2 separate regions of the Homo sapiens genome follow, and region 1 is linked to region 2. A link is a contact called in ENCODE Hi-C data. All regions are on one chromosome and are shown on one strand. Each heading gives the region's core, a stretch centred on a gene start or an enhancer-like site at or near the end of the contact. The rest is flanking DNA. Distances are from core to core; before and after follow the strand shown. Region 1 has its middle 24 kb from the start of CCNE1. Region 2 holds the start of UQCRFS1-DT (UQCRFS1 divergent transcript).

Evidence for each region. Hi-C counts contacts between places; a loop is a spot of excess contacts on that map. Pooled maps may share reads with other maps.
Region 1: a loop to region 2 is called in a map of CD8-positive, alpha-beta T cell, with 10 times the contacts of the local background. The contact joins the enhancer-like site here to the promoter of UQCRFS1-DT in region 2. A Hi-C loop is called at or near these places in 4 of 168 maps with a recorded cell type or tissue (B cell, CD4-positive, alpha-beta T cell, CD4-positive, alpha-beta memory T cell and 1 more), 2 of 37 single-sample maps with no recorded cell type and 16 of 50 pooled maps.

The regions. Positions count from the first base shown.
Region 1 is chr19:29,833,355-29,839,149 of GRCh38, reverse strand. No RefSeq gene overlaps it. Among named protein-coding and RNA genes, the nearest start is that of CCNE1, 24 kb to the right of the region's middle. RefSeq lists an enhancer at 1,424-1,703. Within about 2 kb of position 1,534, at least 3 of the 41 ENCODE cell types and tissues checked have a DNase peak (open chromatin) inside an H3K27ac peak, as active enhancers do; they include CD4-positive, alpha-beta T cell and CD8-positive, alpha-beta T cell, where a contact is called at or near this core.
Region 2 is chr19:29,211,932-29,217,229 of GRCh38, reverse strand. UQCRFS1-DT (UQCRFS1 divergent transcript) reads right to left here and starts at 3,977. Exons shown (of 2, transcript NR_184022.1): 1 at 3,822-3,977; 2 at 1,415-1,949. It overlaps UQCRFS1 (ubiquinol-cytochrome c reductase, Rieske iron-sulfur polypeptide 1), which reads left to right and starts at 4,079. Exons shown (of 2, transcript NM_006003.3): 1 at 4,079-4,325. The coding sequence starts at 4,112. RefSeq lists an enhancer at 3,896-4,135 and a silencer at 4,176-4,485.

The DNA.
Region 1 (5,795 bases), core at 285-2,784, 620 kb before region 2:
TTTCTTTCTTCAGAAATAACCGTTAGGTGAGGAATGTGATTTGAGGTGCACCAAGAGGGGTCCTCAGTTTCTAAACACTGCCCCCCAGACCCCCAATACACACATACCCTGCCTCTACCTCCACCCAAAGAGAGGACTCAATACTGAGGTCAGAACTCCTCTACGTGGGACTATAGCAAAGAAGAACGCAGGAGAGGGGACGGTGGCTGGGGACACAGCAGATGGGCACTGCCAGGCAGGACTGCTGTGGGCATTGCCAGGGAGAGCCAGGATGCAAAAATGGCAGTGAGGGGGCCCTGGTAAGGGCTTCTAGGGCTTTGCTGATCTCCAGGCTCATGCGAGGGCTGACTAGCTTGGGCAGACAGACCTTTTTTCTTTTTTCCCTCCAACAGAAACAAAAGGATAAAATCATTGGCATCACTGCTGGACATGGTGGCTCACGCCTGTAATCCCTGCACTTTGGGAGGCTGAGGCAGGTGAATCACCTGAGGTCAGGAGTTCGAGACCAGCCTGGCCAACATGGTGAAACCCTGTCTCTACTAACAATACAAAAATTAGCTGGGTGTGGTGGCGGGTGCCTGTAATCCCAGCTACTCAGGAGGCTGAGACATGAGAATCACTTGAACCCGGGAGGTGGAGGTTGCAGTGAGCTGAGATCGTGCCACTGCACTCCAGCCTTGACGACAGACCAAGAACCTGTCTCACAAAAAAAAAAAAAAAAAAAAGGAGAAAGAAAAAAAGAAATCATTGGCATCAATTGGGCTCATTCAACGTAGATTACTGATGTGTTATTGTTTTGAAGATAGAAGAAATATAATTAATAAAAGCCACCCAGCCCGCCTTTTGTGTTTCCGTGAATTCCTTATTGACGTCTGCATCTATCTCAAGCCGCAGATGAGCCATCCTTTTCAGCTGCCCTGGATAGCACGGAGATGAACAGTGTGGAAAAATCACTCCTGGGATCTGTACACTCATCTTCTGCAGCTGCAATTTTTCTTCTGCAGCCTCAGTTTTCTCCATCACAGTGGTGGAATCAGAGAGGGGGTTTCCCGGGAGCACAGTGCAGGGTTCCCTTCAAGGAAGAGCAAAGTCCGCCTCAGTGCTGGAAGCTTTTTTGGGAGGCCTGAGCGCCTTCCCACCTTGGATCTCTCTCTCCAGAGCCACCAGACAACCAGTTACCTTTCAGGCACCAGGCTTTGATGGGTGTGGGGGAACTATTTCCCGGCAGCGGCCCTGGAATCACACCTGCCTCACCTCCGGCCTTGATGTGCCTTAGAGGGACTGAGGGCCAAAGGTCACCTCAGGGATCACCAGGAGGCCTAGGGAATAGAAGTAAGGTGTGGGGTGGAGGCTGCGGGCTTCTCTCTGCCCCTGGCAGCTTCTCGCCCACCTGCTTGCTAGTTTGACTTTGGTCCTGCCCACTGTCTCTCTCACACCCACCCACCCTGACATCTAGAGAAATGAAAGCTCCTTTGCATGACAGGAAGCAGGGGAGTTCCCTGAAGTATGATTGCAAACCTGAAAACATCCCCAAACTAGTCTTCCATCACCACCTGGAAGACAAGAGTTGGAAGAGAAACAGAAAGCAACTTTTTTTTTTGAGACAGAGTCTCACTCTGTCGCCAGGCTAGAGTACAGTGGTGAGATCTCAGCTCACTGCAACCTCTGACTTCCTGGGTTCAAGTGATTCTCCTGCCTCAGCCTCCTGAGTTGCTGGATTATAGGCACGCACCACCATGCCCAGATAATTTTTGTATTTTTAGTAGAGATGGTGTTCATTGGGCAGATGAGGAAATTGAGGCCCATAGTAAGTAAGGGACAAGCTGAAAGCCCCACAGGACCTTGGGGTCAGAGCCGAGACTCCTATAAATCCAGGAATCTCAAACTCAGGTGCCTATGGGAGCCAGGCCCATAAAAGAAGATGTCTTTGGACACCAAGACATCTTTGTATTGAATATTAAACATGCTCAAGTAGTCTGCATTTCTAGAAGAAATGTTCCCTCTCTGCCATTCTTCTTGAAACACTCCACCTTCTTGATCTACACAGTTTTCTCACTTTTGTTTTGTTTTTTAAAGACACGGGGTCTTGCTATGTCACCTAGGCTGGTCTCGAACTCCTGGGCTCTAATGATCCGCCCTCCTCGGCCTACCAAAGTGCTGGGATTACAGATATGAGTCATCATGCCCGGCTAATTTTTAATTTTTTTGTAGAGACAGTGTCTCACTATGTTGTCCAGGCTGGTCTTGAACTCCTGTCCTTAAGTGATCCTCCTGCATCAGCCTCCCAAAGTGCTGGGATTACAGATGTGGGCCACTGCACTCAAAGCTGTTTTCTCACTTTTGATAGTCACAGTTACAAGAAATATTTGTCTACTCCAAGAAGATGTGCAGTGCGTTTGTGAAGGTAAACAGCAATGGAGTCTGAGACCTTAGCGTAGGGTGTGGTAGAGGTGGTGAGGATTCTGGTATATTGCAGACCACATGCCCTGCCTGCAGGGCTGCCCAGAGCTGGGGAGCTGTATCTGAATGTGAACTTTCCAGGTTTTCAATATTGCCTCAAGTGTTTTGAAATGACTCGGCAGCCCCAGCACAACCCACCTGACCTGCAGGCCCCAACGTGCAGCCTCTACATTAGCCCTGAATGCTGGGGCGAATCCCCTACAGCTTAGAAGAGGGATGGAAGATGCAGAACTTCAAAGGCAACCCTTCTGACTGGGTATGGTGGCTCATACCTGTAATCCCAGCACTTTGGGAGGCTGAGGCAGGAGGATCATTTGAGGCCAGGAGTTCAAGACCAGCCTGGGCCACATAGTGAGAGCCCATCTCTACCAAAAAATAAATAAATAAATAATAAGAGATGTAAAAAATAAAATAAATAAAACTTTTTTTTTTTAAGAAGGAGGGAATGCTTCAGACCAAGTAACCATCTTACAGAGCTTGGATGTTCATTACTTGTCTATAACAAGAGATAACTCAGGGGCTTAGCAAGAGGAGCACAGAGAGCTTTCTGGATGGATGACTCAGGCTGTGACTGCTGGAACATACTAACTTTGGATTTTTTTCCTTTTAAAAAAGGGACAGTATCCCAAGGATGGTTCATCACAGTGCTGCCCCAAAGTAGAGGGGATGGATTTGTCTGTGTGTCTAATGGTGCATTGCAGACTGGGCTGTTGGATGCCATGCCCCCGGTAACCCCGCCAGGAACTGGGATTCCGTGGTGTATGGCACCTTTGCTCAAAAAAGGACTAGAACCTGGACAGGGGCTTGATTAATTTCTGTTAATGTCTCGCTTTCTAATCTTATGCAATCTTTTGGTCTTTTGCAAGTAGAAGATAGTCTATAGTCTCCTGGGCATGAAAATGTAAGAAAGTGGCTATAAATGTAAGAATCCATCCATCCGTCCGTTCGTCCATCAATCCATCCGTCTGTCTGTCCGTCCATCCGTGCGTCCGTCCATCCATCCATCCATCCATCCATCCATCCATGGAGCAGGTATTTACTGAGCAGCTATTTTGTGCCAGGAAGGCAATGGAATCAATTGGCAAGTCATCACTGAGAAATAACAACAGAAAAGGAGTGAGTTTGTATGTGCATATGCATTTTAAACTACTTAGTGATGATATAACTGAATGAAACCGCCCTGTAGAAAAACAGCAAATATTTTCATTCACTCATGTGTTAGCGTGTGCATTGAAAAGAATTCTAGAGCAATGTACACTGTTTTAACACTCCAACTCTTAAGAACGGCATCTCTGGGGAATCATCAGTTTCTATGTTGTACGTGTTTGTAGTATTCTGATTTATTATAACAAACAAGCTTTACTTTCATAGCCAGAGAAAAACCAATAAAGTTAAATACTAGCAATTTTAATGGGAAGAGAAGTTGACGATACTGAGTACTGGAGCAAGGGTGGAGAGGCAGGAGCTCTCACACTCCCTGGCGGGAAGCGGAGATTGGTGCAGTTTGAGGAAGTCACTGACCACATCTAGTTAAGGTGCACAGGCACACGCCCTTTGACGTGGCAATCCTACATCTAGGAATGTGCCCTAAAGGAATCCAGGTAAGTGGCACCAATGTGCACAAGATGCCAATTGCAACACTGTTTGTGATGGTGAAAAAATCAGAAACCTACTTGTGGACCAGGGTGGCAGGGAGCATATCTATTGTGGAACATTCACACAGGGGAAAATTCTACCACCATTTCAAAAGAATAAACTCAACCCTACGTGGATCAACATAGGTAAATCTTGAAAATAACACTGAGGCCAGGCACGGTGGCTCACACCTGTAATCCCAGCATTTTGGGAGACTGAGGCAAGCAGATCACCTGAGGTAAAGAGTTCGAGGCCAGCCTGGCCAACATAGCAAAACCCCGTCTCCACTAAAAATACAAAAATTAGCTGGGCATGATGGTGGGCACCTGTAGTCCCAGCTACTCAGGAGGCTGAGGCAGGAGAATCACTTGAACCTGGTAGGTGGAGGTTGCAATGAGCTGAGATTGCGCCACTGCACTCCAGCCTAGGCAACAGGGCGAGACTCTATGTCAAAAAAGAAAAAAAAAAAAAAAAGAAAGAAAGAAAGAAAAGAAAATAACATTGAAAGAAAATAGCAAGTGATATTGTGATATGTAAAGTTTGATTCCACTTATTTTCTTTTTTTCTTTTTTTGTTTTTTTACTATTTCTTTTTCTTCCTTCCACCAAATGTAGGTAATTTTTTAAACACCCAAAGCAGTATTTGCTATAAGTCTATTTATTGCTTCTGGATCCAAAAATAAATGGTAAAAGTCTAAAAATATGTATGGGCATCATATACATCCACCTTGGGGAGTTGTTTCAGCTGAGGAGGAACATGAGGGGATCTTCATCTATGTCTACAATATTGTATTTCCTTTTTTAGTTTTTTTCTTTTGACAAACTGCTGCATACTCAAATGTTGTATTTCTTCTTTAAAACATGATATGAAGCCAAGTAGGCAAATATGGATGATGGATCCACAGCTATTCATTTGTATTGTTCTTTGTACTTTAAAATTTTTGCCAACCTGGTGGCTGTGAAATTATCTCATTGTTTTATTTTGCATTTCCCCGATGACTTGCGGATTGAGTCACCTTCATGTTGATTGTGTATTGCCAGTTCCCATTTTTCGTAATAGCATGAACAATGGAAGGTGAAATAAGGAGTTTTTCTAGAAGGTGGTGAAGGGCGCAGGTGGAGGCCCCCTGCAGGCAAGTGGGCATTCAGGTGTGCAGCCAGGGCAGGCCTCATTGGGGTAGAGACCCCCTGCTTGGGTGAGGCCGGCACAGAGGCAGTGGCAAAGTCTTCCAGGTGGTGAGGTTGCCCAGGGACAAATGTCAAGGGGGCGGCGGTGGCCGGGATGAATCTGCGGGTCCTCCACCTTATGCTGGAGCAGAGAGGAGCTGCCTGGGAGGGATGATGCTTGGTGCGTGGGGGCGGGGGGGAGCTGGCACTGAAGTTTCCAGAGGGAAAGAGGGGTCAGCAGAGCGAAGTGTGGCAGAGGTGCCTTGGGAGAGGAAGGCAGACGCATACTGTGAGATTTGTCCCACAGAGGTCTTAGGTGGCCTTGTTGAGGGCACTGTGTGGTGTGGCGACGCCAACTGGAGAGGGTCCAAGAGGGAGTGACAGTGAGTGTAGATGACACTTTCAAAGGGGCTGCCCAGGAAAAGAAGTGGCGGCTGGGTGCGATGGCTCACACCGTAATCCCAACACTTTGGGAGGCTGAGGCAGGCAGATCACTTGACGTCAGGAGTTCGAGACCAGCCTGACCAACATGAT
Region 2 (5,298 bases), core at 2,728-5,227:
AAACTTTGTCTCAAAAAAAAAAAAAAAAAAAAAAAAGACTGTAGGGAACAGGAAGTGTCTAGACTACAACTCACACTTGGAACTAGGAGATTCCCCTGCATATCAGTGTTCTGCTACTCTCCGGAATCAATCGATCATGCTTGTGCAAGGAATTATATAAACCTGAGGTCCCAAACTCGAGGCCTCAGCAGATGGGCAGGTAATGTAACTGAATGGACACAGTGGGAAAGGACCCAGACCACCAAGCAGGTACCTACCCTGGCTGACAGCACCCCACCGTCTTTCTCTTTGTTGAGGACATGGGCCTCGAGTGGCTTAAAATAATGCAATTTTATTATTTTACAATTCTGGAGGTCTGAAGCCTAACACAGGTCTGTAGGGCTGCACTTCTTCTGGAGACTCTAAGGGAGAAGGTTTCCTTTCCATTTCCAGCTCTATCTCTGCCTGCAGGTCCCTCCTCTGGCCCCACCCTCAAAGCCAGCAATGTGGCATTTCTGTCCTCTCACCTCTTGCTTCCCTCTTCTAAGACCCTATGAACATGCCGCACCCACCCGGACACTGCAGGAAGACTCTCTGATATGGTTTGGCTCTGTGTCCCCACCCAGATCTCACCTTGAATTGTTACAATCCCCTTGAATTGTAACAAGGGGGGGACCAGGTGGAGGTGATGGATCATGGGGGCGGTTTCCCCCATGCTGTTCTCATGACAGTGAGTTCTCATGAGATCTGACAGTTTTATAAGGGGTTCCCCCTTCGCTCTGCTCTTATTTTCTCTCCTGCCACCCTGTGAAGAGGTGCCTCCTACCATGATTGTAAATTTCCTGAGGGCGCCCCCCCAACCAGCCGTGCTGAGCTGTAAGTGAATTAAACCTCTTTTCTTTGTAAATTACCCAGTCTCAGGTATTTCTTCATAGCCGCATGACAACAGACTAATACACTCTCCCTATCTCAATCTCCAATCACAGCTGCAACATTCCTTTGCTGTGTAAAGTAACATATTCCCAGGTTCCAGGGATTAGGCTGTGGACATTTTTGTGGGGAGGCATTATTCCATCTACCACAGTTTGTATGTGGGAGTACTCACAATTTGTAAATGCTAGCAAATAATTCTGAGGTTCATAGCACTGTGTATGCCAGATCACCAGGTGTCTCTGGGCAGAAATGAGTGGGGAGAGAATGAATCTCCAGTCCATGACTTCCGACCTCTGATTTAAACAGTGTTTGTTAAAAGGAAGGCTTGGTGTCATGCTTCCTCCTGCCTTGTTCATACATACACATTGCGTGTCAGACTTCCAGGGAACTGAGAAGCTTACCAAGCATTTATGTTCCCAGGCCTGTGGCTATTTTTTTCCCTCAGTTTACAAAACTAACAATGTTTATTAAGCTCTCATTGTATGCCAGTGTGCTAAATATCTCACATGGATTCTTTCTTTTAATTTGCACAGCAATGTCATTTTTATCCCTGTTTTACAAATAAGAAATCTGACACTCAGTAACGTTGCCCGATGTCACACAGGTAGTAAGGGGCAGAGCTGCCATGAAGGCCAGGCTGTCTGGCTCCAGAGTGAGCTGATACATGAAAGCTAAAACCCCCTTCAGTTAAATAACAACCACTGAGGGGTTGCAGTGGTGTGTACCTGTAGTCCCAGCTACTCTGGAGGCTAAGGGAGGAGGACTGCTTCAGGCCAGGAGTTTGAGACCAGCCTGGGCAACACAGCAAGACCCCCATCTACCAAGTGGAACCCAGGTTGGCCTACAGAAGTCCAAGTTCCAGTATGCCTGCCACTCCTGGACATTGGCCTCCTTCTTCCACGAGAAGACAGCTGTTCGGCCATACAGTTACCCATCTCTCTGCTGCAACGCTGGACTCGAACACCACTACCAGATGCGTTCTTATCAATGTGTCTTTGGGCATGTCATTTGTCTTCTCTGAGTCTTAGTTTCTTCATCTAGAAAATAGAAAGTTATTATTATTGCAGATATTTACATACTGTGTGCCAGGCACAGTTCTAGGCATTTTACATGTATTAATCCATCTCATCCTTAAAATAACTCTCTAGGGTAGATCCTGTTATTATCTCTGTTTTACAAGAGAAAGACGGAGGCACACACAGAGATTAAATAACTTGCCCTAGGGCACAGCTAGTGAGTGGTGAAACTAAAATTGAACCCAGGAGGTCTGGAGATAATTCCTATTCTGTTCACCCAACTGGGACATTGTGAAGGTTTTGTGAAGGATCATTCATTCATTCATTCATTTTTCATTTCCTTACCAACTCAGAGGGAATTGTGATATTATTTCTTGTGAAGCACTCAAACCATGCATGCTGTGTGACAACTTCTCTGGAAATGTCTTTTATCCTAAGGTTGTTGCCAAGGGAGAGCACTGAGCCAGCTGTGTGATGAGCCTGGCTAGGGTGGCCCCTGAGGAGGCAGCCTCCAATCTTGAGAGTACAATATAGTCCCTTGGGCTATAAGGCTGGTCAAAGCCTAGGCCCTAAGGGGAGTCATAGGAAGGTCAAAGGGGAAACCTGTCAGTACACTTTGGACCTGGCATGAGGAATAACAACGAGTCAGCAAGGATCAAGGGAAGGCTTCTTAGAGGAGGTGGCATCTCAGATAAAAACACCACTAGCAAATCCTCACTTGGTGCTGCCTGTGTGCTGGGCCTGCTTGTAGATGCTTTACACGTTTTAGTTCATTTACTCCTCCCAGTAACTTTACAACACACATGGCATCATTACTGCCCCCATTTGGCAGGTGAGGAAACTGAGGCACAGAGAGGTGAGGGAACTTGCCCAGATCACAGAGCCCATGCACAGCACAGAGCCAATTCTGTGCACTGCTTATATTAACATTTACTTAATATTTAAATTATTTTTGACCTAAATGAAAAACTTTATCTCAGTATAGTACAGAATAGAAAACCAGTATGGATAGAAAATCAATACTATGAACCATATAATGAAATCACTCTAGACTCAGTTCTCTGCTAAGAGCTTCTAACTCAAGATCTTTTCTGTTAAAAGTGGGAGATAAGTGTAGAGAGGAATTAAAGATATATTAGGATCAAACTGAGGCCAAGTGAATTTGCTCATGCCTATAATCCCAGTACTTTGGGAGGGGGAGACAGGACTCCTTGAGGCCAGAAGTTCGAGACTGGAGTGGGCAATATAGTGAGACCTCATCTCTACTTTTTTTTTTTTTTAATTAAAGATGTATTAGCACCAAACTGAGACTTTCTCATTGGTGCAATCAGGATTGAAAAACAAAACAAAAGAAAACAAAACTTTCTCACTATGTGATGGAACATGAATGAGCGAGCTCTGTGCATCCTCTAAAATTCTAAAATCCTACTTTGGGAAACAGTGGTGGCACTGAAGAGCATAGACTCAGGAGACAGATTACCCTGCTTCACATCTTGCTGGCTATCCAGTTCCTGGAAAAGAATCTCTCTAAACCTCGGTTTCTTCATGGGTAAAATGCTGATAGTAATAGCTCTGACTTCATAGAGACCTTGATAACAAATGAAAGAACGTAGGTATAATAAAACGCAAAACCAAATACACAGTGAATACTTAATAAACATAATCCATTAGCATTATCGAGCTTTGCACAGATGCCTCTGGCCTTTTTGTTGTTGTTGTTGTTAGATGAAGATAATAAAAATCATCATAGTAAACACATAGCGATTACTATGTGCTGGACTTCGTCGTAGTTGAGATATATTACCATCCTAAGTTAAACTATAATCGTTTATTGTTATCTCTAGGTCTTCCTAGATGAAATTTTTACCCTAAAGGATCGTAAAGTCGGCCCACCGGACGTCAGTGGGGTCCCCTGTTCAGCCCTCTCGTTCTTCTGGGGATCTCTCGGGACACTGACGAGGTGGCACCGGGACCTACAGGTGGGCCGCAAGCCCCGCCCCCAGCGACGGCTTGTAGCCCCGTCCCCCGACGCAGCGCCTCTCCAAGTTTGCCCCGCCCTGCAGGACTGCAGAATTTCCTTTCCGGCGGCGCGCTGTCGTCACGCGTCCCGCGCCTCCTCGCGCCTGCGCCGTGGTTGGAAGGTCGTCCCTGTGACCGGCTTGGCGGTTGGAGCGGCTGTCGCCATGTTGTCGGTAGCATCCCGCTCAGGCCCGTTCGCGCCCGTCCTGTCGGCCACGTCCCGCGGGGTGGCGGGCGCGCTGCGGCCCTTGGTGCAGGCCACGGTGCCCGCCACCCCGGAGCAGCCTGTGTTGGACCTGAAGCGGCCCTTCCTCAGCCGGGAGTCGCTGAGCGGCCAGGCCGTGCGCCGGCCTTTGGTCGCCTCCGTGGGCCTCAATGGTGAGCCGGGGCGAGGGCCGCGAGCAGGGCTGGGGGTCTCTCGGTGCCCGCTCCTCCGGCCCCCAGCAGGGAGCGGCCGCGGGCGCGCGAGCGGAGCCTGAATCAGGTCGGGCTGGGCGGCCTCCGCAACTCTGGGCCTGGCCCCCGGGCTCGGGGCGTCTTTCTGGTGGCCGGCCTGGACTCGCGTCCGCCGGCTTCGCCTGGTTCCTCCTCGGCCGAGTTCACGAGCTCTGTAGTCCCGCTGTTCCAGCCACCTCTGAGGGGTTTTGTTGCTTGCAGGTCGTTTGACCTTGGGCGAGTTTCTAAACGTACTTCCTGTGAAATGGATTCATATCTTTATCAATTTTGTAGGGGTGTCGTGAGGCTTAGGTGGAGGAATTCTACGTAAAGCCGTTAGCACAGTTTGGGCACTTACATGCTTAAGAAATGGAAACTTACTAATATTTGGGAAGTTGGTCTTCTCACCACTACCGATCCCTTCATGTCCTTCCCCTTCATCACCCCCCCACCAAAAAAAAAACAAAAAAAACATACACAAGGTCAGTTACAGTGTAGTGTCACAACATAATCAGTCGTCAAGGACGGGCAGAGATTGACGACATTTACATTTTACAGATGAGAAAACAGACGAGGTAGAATGACTCGCACCAGGATCCGTGGTGTGGACATGTGGTAGCAGGGATTTGACAAGACGAATTGTCGTAGCCACTGAGCTCTTCGCAGGGGCTATTCCACACCCTCTGTCCTTAGATCCCCGTTTATCTTCTTTGCCTCGCCTTCCATCTTTACTTGGCCCTGTATCGGAGATAGAGAAATGGCAGCCTGTGGGCAGTGTGTCTGCAGGCTGTGTAGTTTTCAAAAAAACTGGGAAGACTAATGGCATCTCTTAAAATGCTGGAAGCCGGTAATACTGGGATCTAGTTTCTACTTGGGAAAATTCCATAGTGTGCTGTGTAGTGGCCGCCCCCGCAGT